2 separate regions of the Homo sapiens genome follow, and region 2 is linked to region 1. Evidence: chromatin contacts called from ENCODE Hi-C or POLR2A ChIA-PET data. All regions are on one chromosome and are shown on one strand. Each heading gives the region's core, a stretch centred on a gene start or an enhancer-like site at or near the end of the contact. The rest is flanking DNA. Distances are from core to core; before and after follow the strand shown. Region 1 overlaps LINC00189 (long intergenic non-protein coding RNA 189). Region 2 has its middle 27 kb from the start of CCT8.

Region 1 (4,390 bases), core at 423-2,922:
CAGCCTCTCGAGTAGCTGGGACCACAGGTGCCTGCCACCATGCCCAGCTAATTTTTGTATTTCTAGTAGAGACGGGGTTTCACATGTTATCCAGGATGGTCTCGATCTCTTGACCTTGTGATCTGCCTGTCTCAGCCTCCCAAAGTGCTTGGATTACAGGCGTGAGCCACTGGGCCTGGCCCAGGGTGTTTAAGGATAACTTGGTGGGTGGGGGAAGACCAGTGAATTGAGAGTGCTGCTTGGTTGGGTCAGAGATGAAATCATGGCAAGTTGAAGCTGTCCTCTTGTGCTGAGTCAATTCCTGGGTGGGGGCCACAAGATCAGGTGAGCCAGTTTATCAGTCTGGGTGGTGCCAGCTGATCCATCAAAATATCTGCAAAATATTTCAAGCACTAATCTTATGAGCAGTTTAGGGAGGGTCAGAATCCTGTAGCCTCCAGCTGCGTAAGTCCTAAAACATAATTTCAAATCTTGTGGCTAATTGGTCCTATAAAGGCAGTCTAGTCCCCAGGCAAGAAGGAGGCTTGTTTTGGGAAAGGGCTGTTATGGTCTTTGTTGTAAACTATAAATTCCTCCCAAAGTTAGCTCGGTCTATGCCCAGGAAGGGACAAGGACAGCTTAAAGGTTAGAAGGAAGATGGAGTTGGTTAGGTCAGATCTCTTTCACTGTCTCAGTCATAATTTTGCAAAGGCAGTTTCAATATCACAGTTCCTCTCCTCCCTGCTTAGGGAGACAGTGTCCCATAATTGTTAAGAGCACACCCTCTGACTCAAGCCATCTAGGTTCAAATCCTAGCCCTTCCCTTCTCCAGTTGCCGAACTCGAACAAGTATTGTAGCCTCTTCAAGCCCCATTTTTCATATCTGTAAAGCGGAGATCGTAACAAACTGTACATGTCGATGATGTCCACAGAGTTGGATCAAGGGTTACGAATCTGACAGCCCAAACCTCCAGACTGGCTGTGCTATTATTTCAGTTATTCTGACATGGCTCTGATGCAATGTGGACGTCAACAAAGCATTAAAAGTGAGAGACAGATTAGTAAGCAACTCCCTAAGGGTGGATTTTTAAATATGCACTAAAATTGTGGAGAAGTTAATATACTATATTAGTTCACTAGGGCTGCCATAAAAAAGTGCCAGAAGGACGCTAGGTGACTCAGAAAACAAAAATTTGTTTTCTCACAGTTCTGGAAGCTGTGAATCTAAGATCAATGTGTCAGCAGGTTGACTTCTGAGGCCCCTCTCCCTGGCTTGTAGATCTGTGACTTCAGATTGTCTTCCTTCTGTGTGTCTGTGTCCTAATCTTATAAGGACACCAGTCAGATTACATTAGGACCCATGCCAATAACCTCATTTTACCTTAATTACCTCTTTAAAGCCTTTATGTCTGTTAAAGCAAACTATAGCCTGAGAAGGACTCCCTACTTCTATATTTGAGTCCTTGCGGATGAACCGTAACCTAACTTAATAGGCAGATAAAATTGAAAACCTAACTTAGTAGTATGCACCTGTAACAATAGCTAAATCCTAGCCAATCCCAGCAGCCATATTTCAACCATTCATACACTGCTTAGTGCTCAAACTGTGTTCAAATAAGGCAAACGCCAACCTCTAACCAATCCAGCCGTTCTGTACCTCACTTCCAATTTCTGAACGTCATTTCTCTTTTTTTTTTTGGTCTATAAATCTTCCACCACATGGCTGCGCTGGAGTCTTTGTGAATCTGCTGTGATTCTGGGGGCTGTCTGATTTGTGAAACGTTCATTGCTCAATTAAACTCCTTTAAATTTAAACCGACTGAAGTTTTTCTTTTATCATGTCCCAAAACAGGAACATTCTGAGGTACTAGAGGTTTGGAGTTCAACATATACATTTGGCGGAGGTTGCAGGAAGACAATTCAGCCCATAGCATGTACCTACCTAAGGTCTTAACTGGTAAACAAACAAACAAAAAACCAACCTAGTTATAGTTTTAAATTTGTTTCTATTTTATTTCCCATGAGGTAATCTAAAAGAACCTGGGGAATCCAGGTGCTTTTCAAAGCAGTACTTGTATGGTGTTTCATCATTACCTCTCAGCGGGAGGGAAATGAAACTCAGACGGGCCCATTTGGTTTCTATGATACCAGCTTTCCTCACCTTTCTTGGGGAGAGTGATTTTGAAACTATGGGCTACAAAAGACTTTTGGATTATGTGTGAGCTATGCTCTCTCTCTGGGACTCCTACTATGCTTTGTGATTGTGAAAATAAGTGATTCAAAATCTAAGCTGTTGGAACTCTAAATTATTTTGAGCCATAAGGAAATGTGAATTATGGGGCCTGAGTCACAAGACAGGCAGCTGTAAACTAGGCAGCTGTGAACTTTTTGTAATATTTTTGATTGTCTGAATTGTCTTTTCCCTTACCTACATTATTTTGTAAAATGTTGTGAATGGTTGTAGGACGTGCGACAGGTGTAGCTCACCTGCTTGGTCGCCCCAAAGCTCAAAGGAGGAGCATGCAGACAGGCAGGTGCAGAGGCCAGTACAAGCACTTTTGGGCTCCTGTCCCACGGCAGAGTCTAGGGGTGGGTCTCTGTGTCACTCGAAGCCCATGTAGGCATGTATTACAAAGCTCTTTCAGATTTGTTGTCTGCAGACGGCTTGTGTGTTAATCAGCTTAACGGACCCTCTGCCTTATTGTGAGGGCAGGGGGCCAGCGTGACAACTTTCTTTATCCCAAGCTCTTGTCCAGTGTCCTGAAAGAATCAGATCACACATGGGCTTGAAGGATGAGTGCAAGGTTTCATTGAGTGGTGGAGGTGGCTCTCAGTGAGATGGATGGGGAGGCAGAAGTGGGGATGGAGTGGGAAGGTGGTCTTTCCCTGGAGTCGGGCATCCAGCGGCCCAACTCTTCTCCAGCCACCCCTGGCCAAGCTCCCCTATGAGTCCAGACATCCTTCCTTTTCTCTCTTTCTCTGCTGCATTGTTCCACTGTCACTGGTCTGCTGGTTCACTGGTCCACTGGTCTGCTGGTCTTGATGTCCAGCTTCTTGTGTATGTGCCCGCTAAGGTCTTGGGTTTGTATGGGGGCAGGATGGGGGGTGCATGGCAGGCCAAAAGGCAAATTTTGGCCATGAAAACAGAAATGCCTGTCCTCCTTTAGGGCTGCCGGTCTTCAGGCTTGAGGGTGGGCCGTTTGTTGGGGAACCGCCCCCTTCTACCCAGTATTTCCCTGTTTCCTGTCCATATCAGTGAAGGATGCCAGAGGAGACCCCTTCCCTCTTACTATTGACTTTCATTATAGATTAACCTCTTTCTTCTCACACAAAAACTTTATGGCCATCTCAATGCCTCAAGATGGAATGTTAAGCACACTCTTTTAAAATCAAAAGGAAATGAAAAGGAGCGATAAAGAAAAGAAAACAAGCTGCATGGAAAAGAAAAGAAAAGAAACTGATTAATTTGTTGTAACTCATAAACTGGCCCTGTATTGAAAATGTTGTAATCTTGTTAAATTTCTTTGCTTTTTCCTATATAAAAGAGAATTTAGCTTTTAACTTCAGAGCACTACCCCCATTTCTCTGGGACAGAGCATCCAGAAATGGCCATTCCCAGCTTTTTGCTTGAATAAACTCTCTAAAATTGGAATCTGACCCTTTAGATTATTTCAGGTTGACATGATGAGGAGTTGGCTATAAAGTCACTGCTCTGGCAAAGACTGAATTTCTCTCCTAGTATCAATCCAACACCACTGTTGCCCTGATACATACTGCATTACTGTGGAAGGTTTAAAATCAATCTACTTAGTATTTTCCCTTTTGTAGAAGTGGATTTTAATTATTTCAAGGATCAGGTTTATGGTGTGGGGTGGGGGCTCCAGGGATGTGGGGAGGGTAGCATCACAAGGAATTTTCCTCCAAAATGAGTGTAAGCTCAAGTCCTCTCTTGTGTCTGCTTTGCCTTACTTTGCAGGGAAAGAACCCAAGTTGCATGCAACTTCCCATCTAACTTCTCATTCTCTCTTAATTTTCAAACTTGTTTTCATCCCTATTAATAGCCAGGTCATAGAATCATTTTCAGAAACATTTCAGGTGCTTCAGGATTTTTGAAACCCTTTAGTTCGCATGGTTTGAGTGTGTCACAGGTTAGTAAACCCTCAAAGCTATGCTGTCATGGTTATTGTGTGGTTTATGCCGAGAGAAACTGGTCATAGTCTGCCCCAAGTAGCAATTAATGGGGACCCTGAGGGGCAGTCGGGAGAAGTGACTAAATCAATCCAGCAAGCTCTAGAGAAGCATTTCCTCTTGAGAAGTTCACTATTTTGTGAAAATCAAACGCAACCAAATGCCAGGGGAAAGAACATCTCCCACTGGAGCTTGACAATATTTGTAGAATTAAGTGAAGTTG
Region 2 (4,182 bases), core at 275-2,774, 130 kb before region 1:
GAGGTATTATAATTCCTTTTTGCAAAGGCGGAAATTAGGACTCAGAGAGGGCAAATAACTAGCTTGTGTTCACCTAGCTAGTAAGTGGCAAACCCTTTGAAGAAATGAATGGATGATTTAAACAGCCAAGTCCTAAGCTTTCTACTAGACTACCTCGCCAAACATTATTAAGCACTGAAGGAGATTTGTTACTGGGCTTCTTCCTTTTGAGGAAGAGAGAAATTCTTTGTATCTTTCTCTACCTTATCTGCTCATTTATCTGGACTTTGCCTCCTCAGTTATGAGTATAGCAGTCCCCTCAGGGTGAAGTTGAAGGTCTCTATTCTTTTAATTCTCAAAGATGCCAAAGTGGCAGGTACAGTTTTGACCCCATATGGAAAGGGTCTCCTCCCAACCAAGTTGGGCTTGCTCTTCCACGGTTTAGGGCAGTGGTTCACTCATTTTTAGGTCTGAGGCACAGTTTAAAATACTAGCTTTCTTTTCTTTTCTTTTCTTTTTGAGACAGGGCCTGCTCTTTCCCCCAGGCTGGAGTTCAGTGGTGTAATCATGGCTCACGGCAGCTTTGACTTTCTGGGCTCAAGCAATCCTCCCACCCCAGCTTCCCAAGTAGCTGGGACTACATGTGTACACCACTGTACCCAGCTAATTGATTTTTTTTTTTTTTTTTTTTTTTTGTAGAGACGGGATCTTGCCATGTTGCCCAAGCTGATCTTGAACTTCCGGGTTCAAGCCATTTTCCTGCCTTGGTCTCCCAAAGTGCTGAGATTACAGGCATGAGCCACTGCGCCCAGCTAAAATACTAGTTTTTGAAGGCATTTAAAGGAGTTGAAAGATTCAAAACAGCTCACACACAAAAAGCCAGTATAATAACAACAAATTATAATAAAATAAAACATCTCAATATATATAAGTACAGCCATGGTTATCATGGTTGTTATTACGCCCTTCCCCTGCTTTGTTCCACATGTTCCATCTGCCTAGCCTCACTGTATTTAAGAGTCTGTGTACTGAGTTGTAGCAAAAGTATGTTGTATTCCTTTTATTATCTTTATTGCAGCTGGAAGGATCTCTGTGAAGATATTGCAACATAACAGTTGGTCAGAGCAGGTTAGAAACCTCTTCTTCCTTTCCTCTTAAGAAACAGATCTCTATCTTCCTGTGACAGACTAATTTAAAAAAAACAAAAAAGGGGCCGGGCGCAGTGGCTCACGCCTGTAATCCCAGCACTTTGGGAGGCCGAGGCGGGCGGATCACGAGGTCAGGAGATCGACACCATCCTGGCTAACACGGTGAAACCCCGTCTCTACTAAAAATACAAAAAATTAGCCGGGCGTGGTGGCGGGCGCCTGTAGTCCCAGCTACTCGGGAGGCTGAGGCAGGAGAATGGCGTGAACCTGGGAGGCGGAGCTTGCAGTGAGCCGAGATCACGCCACCTCACTCTAGCCTGGGCGACAGAGCGAGACTCCGTCTTTAAAAAAAAAAAAAAAAAAAAAGGAAATGGATCTCCTCCTCCCACCTTTGTCCTCTGAGCGGCAGCCCGAATGAATAGGAAGCTGTCAGCATCAGCCACGTATGCCCTGGAGAGTCACAAGCCTCACTGGTTTTCGGCATGGCTGCCTTTCTTCATCTCAATTGAGTAATCTTCAAACCCTTGTTTCCCCACTCCACATTTCTTAGTATAAATATCATTTCAGTTCGCTTCTTGGGCTACGGATAAAGCAGAGGAGGGGTATGAAATTTTAGAAAAATAGAGATGAATACTTTGTTTCAGTCCTTAATTTTACTGATGAGGAAACTGACTACTAAGAGGTTGCAGTAACTTTCCCAAAGTCATACAGCTAGTTAGAGTGTGGATTTCAGAGCCACACTGGATTTAACTTCCAGTGCTGTCATTTACTAGCTGTTTTGAGTTTGGGAAAGTCATGTAAATATTCTGAGTCTCCGTTTTCTCTGTAAAATGAAGATGATAATAGTTAGATCACAGAGTTGTTGGTTATTGCAAACTATTACGCATCACCTGGAAAAGTGTAGTAGTTATCTATTACGGTGTTACAGATAACCCCAACATTAGCAGCTTAAAACAGCAAACTTTTTTTTTTTTTTTTTTTTTTTTTTTGAGATGGAGTCTCTCACTCTTGTCACCCAGGCTGGAGTGCAATGGCACGATCTCGGCTCACTGCAAGCTCCACCTCCTGGGTTCCCACCATTCTCCTGCCTCAGCCTCCCGAGTAGCTGGGACTACAGGTGCCCGCCACCACACCTGGCTAATTTTTTGTATTTTTAGTAGAGACAGGGTTTCACCGGGTTAGCCAGGATGGTGTCGATCTCCTGACCTCGTGATCCGCCCGCCTCGGCCTCCCAAAGTGCTGGGATTACAGGCATGAGCCACTGCGCCCGGTCCCTCTTTTTTTTTTTTTTTAATTAGTCTGTCACAGGAAGATGGAGGTCTGTGGATCTGGGATTACAGGCATGAGCTACCGCGCGTGGCCGCAAACATTTTTTATCTTACGATTTCTGTGGGTCAGCAATCTGGGTGTGGCTTCGCTGGATACCTCAGGCTCAGCATCTACTACAAAGCTGCATGATAGGTCATGCAAAATGCCATTTACATGGGTGTGAAAAGCAGGAAGTGGAATCATTGGAGACCATTTTCCAGGCTGTCTAGCACAGAGTATCTGCTTCATAATGATTGATTTGGGATTAGATACTGGGTCAAGTAATAATGTCACCCACACAGATTATTGGATCAATGTTCACCTGAAGGCTTTGTTCTCAGCCTGGTCTTGTTTAACATGTTTGTTTTGTTTTGTTTTTTTGAGACGGAGTCTCGCTCTGTCACCCAGGCTGGTGTGCAGTGGCGCCATCTCTGCTCACTGCAAGCTCCACCTCCCGGATTCAGCCATTCTCCTGCCTCGGCCTCCTGAGTAGTTGGGACTACAGGCGCCCGCCACCATGCCCAGCTAATTTTTTGTATTTTTAGTAGAGACGTGGTTTCACTGTGTTAGCCAGGATGGTCTCGATCTCCTGACCTCATGATCCACCTGCCTTGGCCTCCCGAAGTGCTGGGATTACAGGCTTCAGGCACCGTGCCCGGCCACATTTAACATTTTTATCAGTGACTTAGATGATGATATAAAACAATAGTATCTAATTTTTCTTGATTATGTGTCAGTAAAAACTTGTAAGTGTTCACTTCAAATATATATATTTATTTATAAGTTAACACATGTGCCAGTGTTAATCTATTAACTAATAGTGACTTACTTTCATTCATTCTTTAGATTTAAAAAGTTACAAATAGAAGTTCCATTATTTTTTCACCTGAATCCCAAAGGATTCTTATGTACTCTCTGGGTGTGCAAAACCCACCAACAGAGAAAGTGACTGAGAGATGGAGAATGTGGTGGATGTCACAGTCAGGATCTAAAGAAAGTACCAAGATTGGGGCTAAATCATGTAAACAATCAACATCCCAGGGGCACTGCTGGCACATGAATCACATTGTGGGGATCCTTGCAGAGGTGCCCTCTTTGAGCAGAAGAAAGACAAAGATTATCTCCTTCTTTAGGGAACAGAGTGTGGCGAACTGAGTCCAGGTTGGATTTCAGTCACTTCTCATCTGTGCCTCTTCTTGTGCAGTGCACAAAAGGTACAACAATCCATGGAGACCTGTGGCTTTCCATTAACAAAGAGGCCGTTCTTGGAATTTCAAGTCAGTTGACTTAACTGAGGCTCAAGAAACAGAAAAATTAAGTATATGGTGGAAACAAGCCTCAGAAATAAGGCTAAATCTCAGCTTTTTAAGACATAGATCACACATTTGGCCAAGATATCAAGACTGACTTGATTCTCTCTCTCTCTCTCTCTTTTTTTTTTTTTTTTTTTTTTAAACACAGGGTCTCGCTATGTTGCCCAGGCTGGTCTGGAACTCCTGAGCTCAAGAGATCCTCCCTCCTCCGCCTCTCAAAGTGCTGGGATTACAGGCATGAGCCACCGTGCCTGGCTGAAATTGAATTGATTCTATGACCTTCTTGTTTTCATCTTTTTAGCCCCAAAAGGGGGGAGACTAGGTTCCCTTTTTAAAAGTGTGGACTGGATAAATGACTCAATTCTAAAGAATAAAATATGACGGAATATGTATAATTAGGTCATAGAATGCCTCATGGCTTCTTTCTTATTCTC

What was found. Hi-C counts contacts between places; a loop is a spot of excess contacts on that map. ChIA-PET counts read pairs that join two places held with the same protein, here RNA polymerase II (POLR2A). Pooled maps may share reads with other maps.
Region 2: a loop to region 1 is called in a map with no recorded cell type, with 5 times the contacts of the local background. The contact joins two enhancer-like sites. A Hi-C loop is called at or near these places in 22 of 37 single-sample maps with no recorded cell type and 16 of 50 pooled maps. POLR2A ChIA-PET finds 5 or more read pairs at or near these places in 6 of 52 experiments (BJ, CD8-positive, alpha-beta T cell, GM12878 and 3 more).

What each region holds. Positions count from the first base shown.
Region 1 is chr21:29,231,664-29,236,053 of GRCh38, forward strand. The region is part of intron 1 of LINC00189 (long intergenic non-protein coding RNA 189); the gene reads left to right. Among named protein-coding and RNA genes, the nearest start is that of LINC00189, 40 kb to the left of the region's middle. RefSeq lists enhancers at 1,864-2,043, 2,474-2,573, 4,249-4,328. Within about 2 kb of position 1,673, at least 6 of the 41 ENCODE cell types and tissues checked have a DNase peak (open chromatin) inside an H3K27ac peak, as active enhancers do.
Region 2 is chr21:29,098,612-29,102,793 of GRCh38, forward strand. It overlaps a transcript of MAP3K7CL not described here. Among named protein-coding and RNA genes, the nearest start is that of CCT8, 27 kb to the left of the region's middle. RefSeq lists enhancers at 1,357-1,651, 1,479-1,528. Within about 2 kb of position 1,525, at least 3 of the 41 ENCODE cell types and tissues checked have a DNase peak (open chromatin) inside an H3K27ac peak, as active enhancers do.